Linked DNA regions of Homo sapiens: region 2 is linked to region 1. A link is a contact called in ENCODE Hi-C or POLR2A ChIA-PET data. All regions are on one chromosome and are shown on one strand. Each heading gives the region's core, a stretch centred on a gene start or an enhancer-like site at or near the end of the contact. The rest is flanking DNA. Distances are from core to core; before and after follow the strand shown.

Region 1 (5,801 bases), core at 1,190-3,689:
CACATACACACACAAACCCATTACTGAAACGCACTCTCCTAAAGCAGAAAATCTGGCCTTAGGAACCCTGGATTCAGTTTTTCTGTTTGTTTGTTTGTTTGTTTGTTTTGAGACAGAATCTTGCTCTGTCACCCAGGCAGGAATGCGGTGGTGCAATCTCAGCTCACTGCAACCTCCACTTCGTGGGTTCAAGTGATTCTCCTGCCTCAGCCTCCCAAATAGCTGGGACTACAGGCATGTGCCATCACGCCTGGCTAAATTTTTTTGTATTTTTAGTAGAGATGGGGTTTCACCATGTTAGCCAGGCTGGTCTCGAACTCCTGACTTCAGGCAATCTGCCCGCCTCAGCCTCCCAAAGTGCTGGGATTACAGGCATGAGCCACCACGCCTGGCTGGATTCAGTTCTATCACATGCTAGCTGCATGACCTTGAGAAAGATGCTCAACTTCTCTAAGCTGCAGTTTCTTCCTCTGTAAAATGGAAACCATAATTGTGTATTGACTTAACTCACAGCATCATCGTGAGGATTACATAAGGTAGAAATATAAGGAAGCTCCATATTTATTGGTACATTATTTCCATTGTCCTTGTAATGATGTTGGTAGTTTTTTTAAAAACTAATTACAGGTCTTTGTACTAATCTCTATTAAAATGTATACACTTATTTACGATTTATCAGATTAACATTGCTGCTCTATGTTCAGCCTTTGTATTTTTTTCTCATGTGATACATTTATCTGTGAGTTTTTAAAAACTCTATTCATATTAAAATGACAGCATAGGACCCCTATCCCTGCTAGTCACAAATTTTATTTTATTCATTAACAATAAATCCACAACAATTGGCTACATTATATACTGTTCTGGGGGCAATGACAGAGTCAAAGAAATAAAATTTGGGGTGTGTGCCCTCGAGTCTGTTAGTCCTCTGGGGAAATGACCTACATTCTTAACCTTAAATGTTAGTATCTTTTTTTTTTTTTTTTTTTCAGAAGGAGTCTCCCTCTGTTGCCCAGGCTGGGGTGCAGTGGCGTGATCTCAGCTCACTGCAACCTCCGCCTCCTGGATTCAAGCGATTCTTCTGCCTTAGCCTCCTGAGTAGCTGGGATTACAGGCATGTACCGCCACGCCCGGCTAATTTTTGTATTTTTAGTAGAGACGGGGTTTCACCATGTTGGCCAGACTGGTCTCTAACTCCTACCCTCAGGTGATCTGCCCGCCTCGGCCCCCCAAAGTGTTAGGACTACAGGCCTGAGCCACCACGCCCTGCCCAAATGTTAGTATCTTGAAATAGTTATGCGTCATGCCAAAGAAATCTAGAAGACCTGAAACTCTTCAATCACAGAACAAACTTGTAACTTCGATGGCAGTTATCCTTAACAAGATTCCCTGCGGGCCCTCTCTGAAACGGAGGAGATGTGACATTATAGAACTGCAAAATCTTAGGATTCATCACCTAACTTTAATGCTGAAGCGTTTGGAGATCATTCGGACTAACCCTCATGTTTTACAGTTGAAGATAATGATACTGGAGAAGGACTCATCCCAAATCACCCGTCGGTGGCAGAGCCTGGACAAACCTATGTCTCCTCCCTTCACTCGTTTGGGGTTGTTGCTGGACTGCAGGGACTCGAAGTAAGTAGAGAGGGGTACAGGGCACTGGAAGAAGAGGTATTTTGCAGGAGTCTGTTTTTTCCTGCTCCCAAATCGGTGGGATGTCAGCGAAGGATGGGTCTCTGGAGGAGAGGAGCTAACAAGGTCTTCTGAAAACCATCACTGAGGGTGCTGTGGTTGGGAACTCGAAACCTTGCCAGTTAAAAACGTTTCTGCGAATGTGGTTTCTGAGGGCGAGGAAGCCCTCCCCCGCCCCAGCGCCGGCCCCGCCCGCCGGGTGCCCGACAGTAACCCCGAGGCGTGCGGCAGCCCCAGCTGTCTTCAACGTAGCCATCTGGAAGACAAAAACCAGAAAATGTGCGCCTTCTCATTTGAAACCTGGTCTTTAAGTCCGGCCCCTCCCCAGCAAGAATGGGAACATTTAGTTTGCACCCACGTGGCTCTTCCGCGGGCTCATGCTCCACTCGGAAGCCCGGAGCTCTGTCCGGAATAGGCCAGACAGAGCTCCCTTCCCATCTGCCTTTTGCAGGAAGAAGGGATGTGGGGCAATCGGCACAGCTGAATAGGGGCCAGCTGTGGGAAAAGGGAGAGCGTGACAACAGATGGGGGGAGGAAGGAACGAGGAGTAATGGGGCGTCAGGGCCAGGGTGGCAGCTCAGAGGGCCCAATGTCGCCCCGCCAGACCCAGAATTAGGGCACGTCTGCAAAGCTCACACCCTCCATTTGAGAGCCGAACCGAAACCATCACAAGATGAAACCTCCGGACTCCCAGCCGCGGCGGGCGGCGGGCAGCGGGCGGCGCGCAAGCGCGCGGGGCCCCGAGTCTGACCTCGAGTTACCCCGCGCGGCGAGTCGCAGCGAAGTAGGTGAAAGGTAACTAGCAGACGCTGCTCTGGGCGAAGGCTGCGGCGCGCGTGCGCGGGGCTGGGCCTTGGGTTCCGTTCTCCCCCAAGTTTCTCCAAGTCTGCACTTCGCCAAACTATGGGTGTGTCCTGGGCCAGTGCATGAAGCGATGGAGTGGGGACATCGAGCCGATTTGGAAAATTCCTGCCACCCACTCTCTGTGGAGAAACGAGGTCTAGACGCGGTGCAGGGGAGAGAACCACTTACTGAACGCCATGTGTGTGCGCGGCGGGCGTGGTGCTGGGCGCCCTTCTTTTGATTCTCACAACCCTTTGAAAGACCTCAAAATGACCCCTCATGGAAGAGGAAACTGAGGCCCTGTGAGTTCATTTAATTGGCCCACGGTCATCCAATCAGTTAAGGGCAATTTCCATGAAGGGTCCGTGCTTCAAAGTGGGTTTTTGGCCCTAAAACACACAAACGACACCTGTAGCACATTTGGCAAGGCACTCTCATAGGCATTACTCATTCCATCCTTATCAGAAACCTATGAGGTAGTAGGTGCTGTGACTATTTTCTTTTTGCAGATGGGGAAACTGAGACTCAAGGAAGTTGTTCTGGAATCCCACAGAGAATATCAGAGCTGAAATTTTCTGTCCTATTTTAGAGAGATAAAAAGCTGAAAGCTCAAAGTCACGTTCTCCCATCGCCAATCTGAAGACCTATGAGAGCTTCATGCTCTATGGGGTGAGTGGCCCAGGCCATGCTAAAGACAAAGAAGTTCTCATTATTGGAGGTCTCCTTTGAGGGTTTCCATTACAAAATTACAAAGTGATCAACCCTTCTAGAAGACAGTTGGGTTGTTCACTTATTAAGGGCAGGGACAGAGTGCACTGCTCACAGTTGCTGAATTTGGTGTTCGTTCGGTGAGCTTATAGCTGAATGAACTCATTTTCAATCCCAGATTATTCAAGGGGGAAGCTGCCTTTGTGTCAGGCAATGGGTGAAGTAGCTTGTTTGTGACTTTTCCCAGAGGAGGGTTCTTGCATTCACGCAGCAAACATACTTATCATGCACTCTGCGGTGTTTATATAGCTGGGAAACAGATGGGAACTTCAAAGGACAGGAATGCTTTGCTTCTCTTGAAAATTCTGCTCTGAGTATTTGTCTTAGTCTTCTCGTGCTGGGTACTTAAACAACAGACATTTATTTCTCATAATTCTGGATGCTGGAAGAACAAAATCAAGGTGCAGGCTGATTTGATTCCTGTTGAGGCCCCACTTTCTGGCTTGCAAACAGCCATCTTATCACTGTACGCTCTTAGAGACTTCTCTCTAGAGTCTCTTCTTATAAGGCATGAATCCCATCGTGGGGTCTCCACCCTTATGACCTCATCTAAACCAAATTACCTCCCAAAGGACCCACCTCCTAATCATCATACTGGAGGTTAGGCATTCAACCTATGAACTGGGTGGAAGGGAGCACAAAAATTCACTCATAACAATCCTAGATGTCTGGATGTTTGCCCATCTCCATGCATGGTAGAAGCCATGTAATCCCCCTACCCTGTCAGGGTTTCCTGTGACACAAGAAGTAGATCACCCAGGGAGGGGCACCGGAACGCAGTCATAACTCCTCCCACCCCACCAACCCCTTGGTGCCTCAGCTGCTCTTCAGAATCACAAAGGCCAGAAAACAGAAGCAGCTCTCCTCCTCTCCTAGGAGGCTTTGGAAACAGAGGGAGATGCAAATGGAAATTCCCCAAAAGGGAAATGCAAGGGAAGCAGAAAAAGCTGCAGCAAAGTGGGTCTGCCCCCGCTACCCTCATTTCTTTCCAAGAATCCCCTCCCTTGAGTGTGCCGTCAGAGAATTGGAATGTCACTGCCCTGTCCCCCAAGACTGTGTTGCTGCTCAGGCTGATAAAGACAAAGGCTGCAATTGGGCTCGCTTTGCCCGAATGTAACCCTGCCTTGAAGCCTTCCTGAGGTGACCAGGGGAGATCATGTGCTGCCTGATGCTGTCAAGATGCCTGTGTGAGCTGCCTGCCTGCTGGTGTTGGCAGGAAGAAGGCTGCTTGGTAACTTACATCAGCACCGCGTGGAGGGTTGAGAGCTTTGGCCATGCCGGGCCCTGTGCTGACACTTGTAGTTGAATTCCCTCCCATATGATCCTCCACAGCCCTATGCAGTAAGTGTGTGACCCCCGTTTTGGAGAGTATGAAACTGAGGCTCTGAGGAGGTAAGTGATTTCCCCACATCACCCAACCAGTAAAACGCATGGCTGAGACTCAGCTCCTTTCCTGCTCTAGGCATTTAAACCCAACACCCCAATAGGACAGGTTCTTGCAGCTGGCTGGGAAAATTGTCCCTAGGTTTCTTCCTTTCTTCCCTAATTATCCCAGAGAAATTTCAATAAAAATGTAGAACAAGGAAAATTCCAGGCCTTACACACAGTTAAATAATGAGTGACTTTATAGAGGAATGAATGAATGAAGGCAGAGAATGACGGTCGATAAAGTGCCTGGAATTGTGCCTGACACATAGTAAACACTCAATCACTATTTCCCAAATGGTTGAATAAAGGAATAAGAATATCAAAGTATATGGAAGGGAAGAATTTCAGTGTGAGATGCAAATATTTTAGGATAGCAATTTCCCTACCTTAAGCTCACAGATAAAGTTTATGGTCCTGTTGAAATTTGAAGTTCTTTTTTTTTTTTTTTTTGAGATGGAGTCTCGCTCTGTCGCCCAGGCTGGAGGGCAGTGGCACGATCTTGGCTCACTGCAACCTCCGCCTCCCAGGTTTAAGCAATTCTCCTGCCTTAGTCTCCTGAGTAGTTGGGATTACAAGTGTGCGCCACTACACCCAGATAATTTTTGTATTTTTTTAGTAGAGATGGGGTTTCACCACGTTGGTCAAGCTGGTCTTGAACTCCAGACCTCGTGTTCCTCCCACCTCGGCCTCCCAAAGTGCTGGGATTACAGGTGTGAGCCACGGTGCCCAGCCTGAAGTTCTTATTTTTAAATTATTGGTGAGAGATTTACTGACCCTAGTAGGTTATCAGTAAAAATACAGAAAGTGGATGCAGCAAAGCCCTGGTCCATCTGGTCCATGTCCCCTCCCTGTTGAGTTGCTTCTCTGGGTGTCTCGTATGTGATTTGTGCTGCTGGCTTTTATCATTAGGAAAGGCTTTCATTCCATTCAAAAAGAGCTACTGCTCTTTATGAAGCACTAAGTAGGTTAGTGCATAAGATATGGTCTTTGCTTCCTAGGTGAGGAAAACGTAAGTTCCGACGTTTGAGTCCCTGCCCTTGTTAAGGTGTATATTTCAACACATCACTTAA
Region 2 (5,801 bases), core at 1,195-3,694, 310 kb after region 1:
CTGTATGTGATGTGTCTTTTTTTACCCCTCTGGCTGCCTTCAAGAAGATCTTTGTATCTTTGGCTTTCAAGGGTTTGAGTATAATAGGTGTAGGGGGTGTGTGTTTGTGTATTTATTCTGCTTGGGATTCTCTGAACTTCTTGGATCTGTGCTTTGATTTCTTTCATTATTTTTGGAAAATTTGCAGTCATTTTTTTCAAATATTTCCTCTGCCTCATTCTGTCTTCTTCTTGGATTTCAATTACATGTATGTCATATCATTTGTTATTATCCTATAGTTCTTGGATGCTTTATTCTGGTTTTTAAATTTTGAGTCTGTGTGTGTGTGTGTGTGTGTGTGTGTGTGTGTGTGTGTGTGTTTCAGTTTGGATAATTTCTGTTAACCTGTCTTTGAGTATACTGATTTTTTTCCTTGCCTGTGTTTAGTACACTGGTGAGCCTGAGAAAGGCATTCTTCATCTTTGTTACCATGTTTGTTTGTTTGTTTTTAGTATCCCTGGATCCTGTCTTACAGTTCCTGTTTTTCTGCTAGAGTTTGAGGACTCAGGTTTCAGACATAGATTTTCCACTTGTTTTCTTTGATTTTTGTTTTCCTATTCTATAAATTAGAAAAGTCAGGAGTATATAGTAATTAACAGAATTGTTTTAGGAATCAAATGCGGTCATAGATAATATAAATGTATGCCCTTGGGCAAGCCTCTTCTCTTCTCTGGGTTTCAATCACTCTCACTAAAGGCTTGGATTATATGATTATTTTGGTACTATTCAGTTCCTAAACCGCAAGATCCTGTGAAGGGGAGAGACCTAACATTTACTGAAAGCCTGGTATTAATCTCATGTGGAATCTGAGAAAGGGGTAAAATCACATTTAAAAAGTGCTGTTGCAAAACAGTTTACTTTTGCTAGGTCTATGCAGAATTTTAATTGGAAGAAACAGCATTAAATCCTGTTGCCACTTGGTTAAATCTGTTAAAGAATTATTAAAAATTTTCAACTCTTCGGTTTTCTGACTCACTTGAGAAACTTCATGGCTCATAACACATCTCACTTGCTTTCCCTGTACCAACAGGATTTAAAATTATTGAGTTGGCTCCCAAATTTTTCAATGTGAGGAGAAACTAATTGAGGTTATTGCTTTTTACTAACTAGTACAAATAAAAAATAGTCTTATTGGAATAGGCTTTGGAGTCACAGACTTGGGGCGGGGAGTGGGGGGGAGGGCGCCAAAGACTGATTGTGCAGGTGTGAAACCTTAGGCTGATTATTTAACTTCTGAGCCTGAGTTTCCTCATCTGTGAAATAGAGACGATACCTACATGAGCTGTTTTGAATGTAGAAGACATAATATTTGTAAAGCTTTGAGTCTAATGTCTGATTAATAGTAATCAATAACTGATGGCATTAACAATGGCAGCTAAAATGAAATATGCCACCATTAAGTCAAAATTTTAGTACGTATAAGGGAAAAAGAGTTTAATATTCTTTATATCCTTTTTAGTGGGAAGGTCCACTTGGTAAAAGGATATTTTAATAACAGAGAGAGGGTTAACTGAAAAGTATTGATGAATAATAATAACCAAGAATTGAGTGCATGCTGTGTGACTGGTGCTCACATTTGCTTCTCAAAACAGCCCTGTGAAGTAAGCCACCCCTCCTCCGCTAAGTGTTCCTTTGTCCAAGTGAGGGTGATCACTTTTGTTCTTCCATACTACTTAAGACTCTGTCAGTATTTTTTATATGTAACTCCTACCCTCTCTCCACTTCTCATTCCCAGTGAAAGAATTTCTGTGTATTTAGCACAGACGTGACCCACAGCAAGTTGAATCGACTTGTTGAGATGTTGAATCTTTGTATTTTTCTGGTCAAAAATGAACTATCTCTGTATGTTATAGATGAAAATTTAGGCATTAATGAACTGAATGTTGGTCTAAGGTAAAAATACTAAGAAAATAGTTGGGGATAAAGAAACTACACAACCAACCTGAGGCTTCTCCCTTTCTTCCCTCCCCATACATGCTGTTTGTTAAGACAAACAAATACAGCATTTCAAAGTAGCTTTTGCTTTATAAACTACCATAGAGTAAACGTAATGAATATCAAACATGTGTCCAAATTCTCTGTTTGGAAGCAGTTTTACTGTAATGGGTACTATTCAAGACTGAAATTATTTAATACAAAGAAACATTCTTTATTCACACTGTGAACAACTGTCTTCCAAAATACAGACCACAATACAGGCATTCTTATATGAATAATACAGAGAATTATGTCAAATTATTTTGCAGTTTTTCCTAGTCATAACAAAGTTTCCACAAAAGTGCGTTCTTGATCATAGATTTTAGAGTTGGAAGGAACCTAAGAGATCCAGACTAACTCCTTCCTGCCACCCAGAGATATGAAGCAATTTATCTAAATTCATGTAGCTAACTAATGACAGAGCCAGGGAGAGAACCAGTCCTTCATCTCTTACGCCACAATGCTACATTCCTCTGGGAAAAAAACTGCCTACTCATTCTTGGTTTTTAATGCTAGTTAGAGTCTTAGGGTAAGGTTTTTTTCCATGACTAACTAGTGCTCTTTTGTTTTCTGTGTGGGTGTTTGGGAACAAGCTAACTGGTTGTGTTTTTTGTTTTGTTCTGTTCATAACAATTATACAGTGTAAGGCAATAACAAAGCATTTGTTTAACACTTTAGGGGTTAGGAAGAAATTGTTTTAACTCCAATTCTCCGCCCTCATTGTTGATAGGCAGATATTTTAAAGTTGTGTTTTTTCATCTGGGGTTTGAATTCCCTAAATTCTTATGAAAATTATGTGAATATATGCTTACTTTTTTTCTTTGTTTGTTTTTGAGATGGAGTTGCGCTCTTGTTGCTCAGGCTGGAGTGCAATGGCGCGATTTTGGCTTACCACAACCTCCGCCTCCCGGGTTCAAGCGATTTTCCTGCCTCAGCCTCCCAAGTAGCTGGGATTACTGGCATGCACCACCACACCCGTTTAACTTTGTATTTTTAGTAGAGACGGGGTTTCTCCATGTTGGTCAGACTGGTCTCGAGCTCCCGACCTCAGGTGATCGCCCGCCTCGGCAACCCAAAGTGCTGGGATTACAGGCATGAGCCACCATGCCTGGCCTGTGCTTACATATTAAGAAAAGAATCTGTAGTTTTCATCAGGTTATCAAAGGATACATAGTTCAACACTATGGTTTTAGAGGGAGAGAGAACTAAGCCTGGTTGCACTCTATATATACTAATTGTACCAGAGGGCTCCCTTATCTCCAGCCCCCTCCTGCTCATGCCCTTTCCTCCTGACAAGACTTTTCCAAATAGCTTCCTGGATCTTGTCACGGAAGCCACTGGAGGCCTGAACCTTCTCAGAGGAACCTTTCCCATAGGTTTTCCAAGGATACCTTCTTTCTCCCTTCACTGCTTACTGTTTCCAGGAGAGGGTGTGAGACTCGGGCATTTTTGTTCATTAGAAAGCTCAGGGGGGTTATTTCAGTTAGATTTCCATTAAAAGGGATTTGTGAGCTGACCCGAGATCCTAAGACTATTGAAATAAGAAAAAAAAAAATGCAGTTGGAATTCCAGTCAATACTTTGCAAGTTAACTTTTAGAATGCCGCTAGTTCTGTAGTTCAGGATTCTCTGTGTTTGATCTAGAAACTAACATTTTCTAGGAACAAGATGAAAATGCATGGATTGTTTAGGAGCTGCACAGATCTGTCTATAGAAACTGAATTTTTTTTTGACTTAGATAAATCTACCCCTGAATAGGAATCCCGTTTTTGTTGTTGTTGTTGTTGTTGTTTGTTTGTTTTTGAGATGGAGTTTTGCTCTTGTTGCCCAGGCTGGAGTGCAGTGGCACGATCTTGGCTCACTGCAACCTCCGCCTCTTGAATTCAAGCGGTTCTCCTGCCTCAGCCTCCCGAGTAGCTGGAATTACAGCCCACCACCACGCCCAGCTAATGTTTGTATTTTTAGTAGAGACGGGGTTTCGCCATGTTGGCCAGGCTGGTCTCAAACTCCTGACCTCAGGTGATCTGCCCGCCTCGGCCTCCCAAAGTGCTGGGATTACAGATGTGAGCCACTGGGCCCGGCCTGAATAGGAATCCATTTTGATGGGCATCTTTCCTAGAAGAGAACATATATATAAACAGCACATTCTAACTTTTTTTTTAAGTTTAGCATCTGGACACACAAAGAAAAAGCTAGCATTAAGAGTGAAGTTGGAAGAGTGTATTCATTTATTTATTCATTTTTAAAAAGCCCTCACTGAGTACATATTATGAACCCTCAGGCATCATGTTAGATGCCGAGAAATAAGCCTGGTCTCTTCCTTATGACACTCACAGTCTGCTGGGACACAGCATAACAAATAAGAATGACAATTTAGCCTGCTAAAAACTCTAATACAGGTACCAAAAAAGCGATGAACTCAGTACCGGGCCTGGCCAGGAAGAGGGGTGGGAGTAGGGCCAGTGGAGTTATTAGCTGTGGGGGTTAGCATAAACGTCACAGAAAAGGTGACAAATATTTGAGTTGTGTCTTAAAGGTTCAATAGAAACTTGTTTGGCAAAGAAGGGCTCTAGCTATAGCTGGTGTATTTGTGCCCTTCTAACTTTAACTAAACTTAGCATTTAACACTCTCTTATTTTGTATTTCCAATTAGAGCTCCAAACGAGAATGGAAGCCGCTGGAGGACCGTAGCTGCACAGACATACCATGGCTGCTGCTCTTCATCCTCTTCTGCATTGGGATGGTAAGGAAACTCTCACAGATGGTCCAAACTGGACTCATGATCCAAGGGAATGACGAGTAGTTGTTTTAATGAGGGCAGTTGTGGAATATACCAGTCCTCATACAATTCAGTGGTATTTTGTGTCACTCTTGATTTGTTTTTCTACATGAAAACTGAGCTCAAATTAAGGAGCAGCTGGGACTCATATGCCATTCAATAGACCATTTCAGAAAGCAAATCATTTGACGTAAGTCTCTGAATGTTGATCTTGATAGAGTGGTGAGCAAAACAGTGACCATGAGTCATGAGCCCTGCATATTCACCCAACCCAGTCACACCAACTTGTTGGTTATCTTTAGGGCAGTCATTTCCTCTCAGGGACTTGGTGTTCCACAGTTCTTCCTAGATGGGAGGCTGGTTGCTCACTGCTCCTTCCTCCTTCTGCCTGTCCTAGGCCCCTGCTGCCTTCTGTGTCTGCTGTAATGAGTGGCATCTTTCGATTGGAGATGAAGGGACCTGGTGGTTTTCCAACGGCCCCTGCTGCCTGCTGTGTCTGCTGTAATGAGTGGCATCTTTCAATTAGAGATCAAGGGACCTGGTGATTTTCCAGTGGGTATAGAGAATGGAGGAGCAGAGTTGCTGGTATAAGGTATTAAGGATGTGCACATTCAATTGCATACTCACTCTGCCCTACAGGAGTTTCTGACACAGACTTCAGTGGCATTAGAGTCCCTGCCAGTGTGCTGGGCTGGAAAAAACATAGAAAACTGCTATTTTTAAAGCGGTCTGATATTTAGAAGTAGAAAGGACATGGAAATCCTCATCTAGTCCATCGCCCTTATTTTACAGATTAAAAACATCAAACTCAGAGATGGAAATTACTATCCCAAGGCCACACTGCTAGTTCATGACAGAGCTGAGAACAGAGCCCAGGTCTGTTCACTTCCAGATCAATGCTGTTTTCTAACACCCCATTTCCTCTTCCTCAAGGGGACTCTGCAGATACATTATTGCTCTCTCTTTCTTAGTCTTCTACAATTCAAAATGCAATTACACTACCTCAG

Evidence for each region. Hi-C counts contacts between places; a loop is a spot of excess contacts on that map. ChIA-PET counts read pairs that join two places held with the same protein, here RNA polymerase II (POLR2A). Pooled maps may share reads with other maps.
Region 2: a loop to region 1 is called in a map of PC-9, with 5 times the contacts of the local background. The contact joins the enhancer-like site here to the promoter of CT70 in region 1. A Hi-C loop is called at or near these places in 2 of 168 maps with a recorded cell type or tissue (PC-9 and ascending aorta), 1 of 37 single-sample maps with no recorded cell type and 9 of 50 pooled maps. POLR2A ChIA-PET finds 5 or more read pairs at or near these places in 1 of 52 experiments (CD4-positive, alpha-beta T cell).

What each region holds. Positions count from the first base shown.
Region 1 is chr9:104,989,356-104,995,156 of GRCh38, forward strand. It overlaps CT70 (cancer/testis associated transcript 70), which reads right to left and starts at 2,440. Exons shown (of 4, transcript NR_184160.1): 1 at 2,331-2,440; 2 at 1,462-1,948. RefSeq lists enhancers at 1,590-2,789, 4,305-5,133 and a silencer at 1,724-1,993.
Region 2 is chr9:105,294,552-105,300,352 of GRCh38, forward strand. It overlaps SLC44A1 (solute carrier family 44 member 1), which reads left to right. Exons shown (of 16, transcript NM_080546.5): 2 at 4,669-4,758. Among named protein-coding and RNA genes, the nearest start is that of SLC44A1, 53 kb to the left of the region's middle. RefSeq lists an enhancer at 4,425-5,624. Within about 2 kb of position 2,445, at least 3 of the 41 ENCODE cell types and tissues checked have a DNase peak (open chromatin) inside an H3K27ac peak, as active enhancers do; they include PC-9, where a contact is called at or near this core.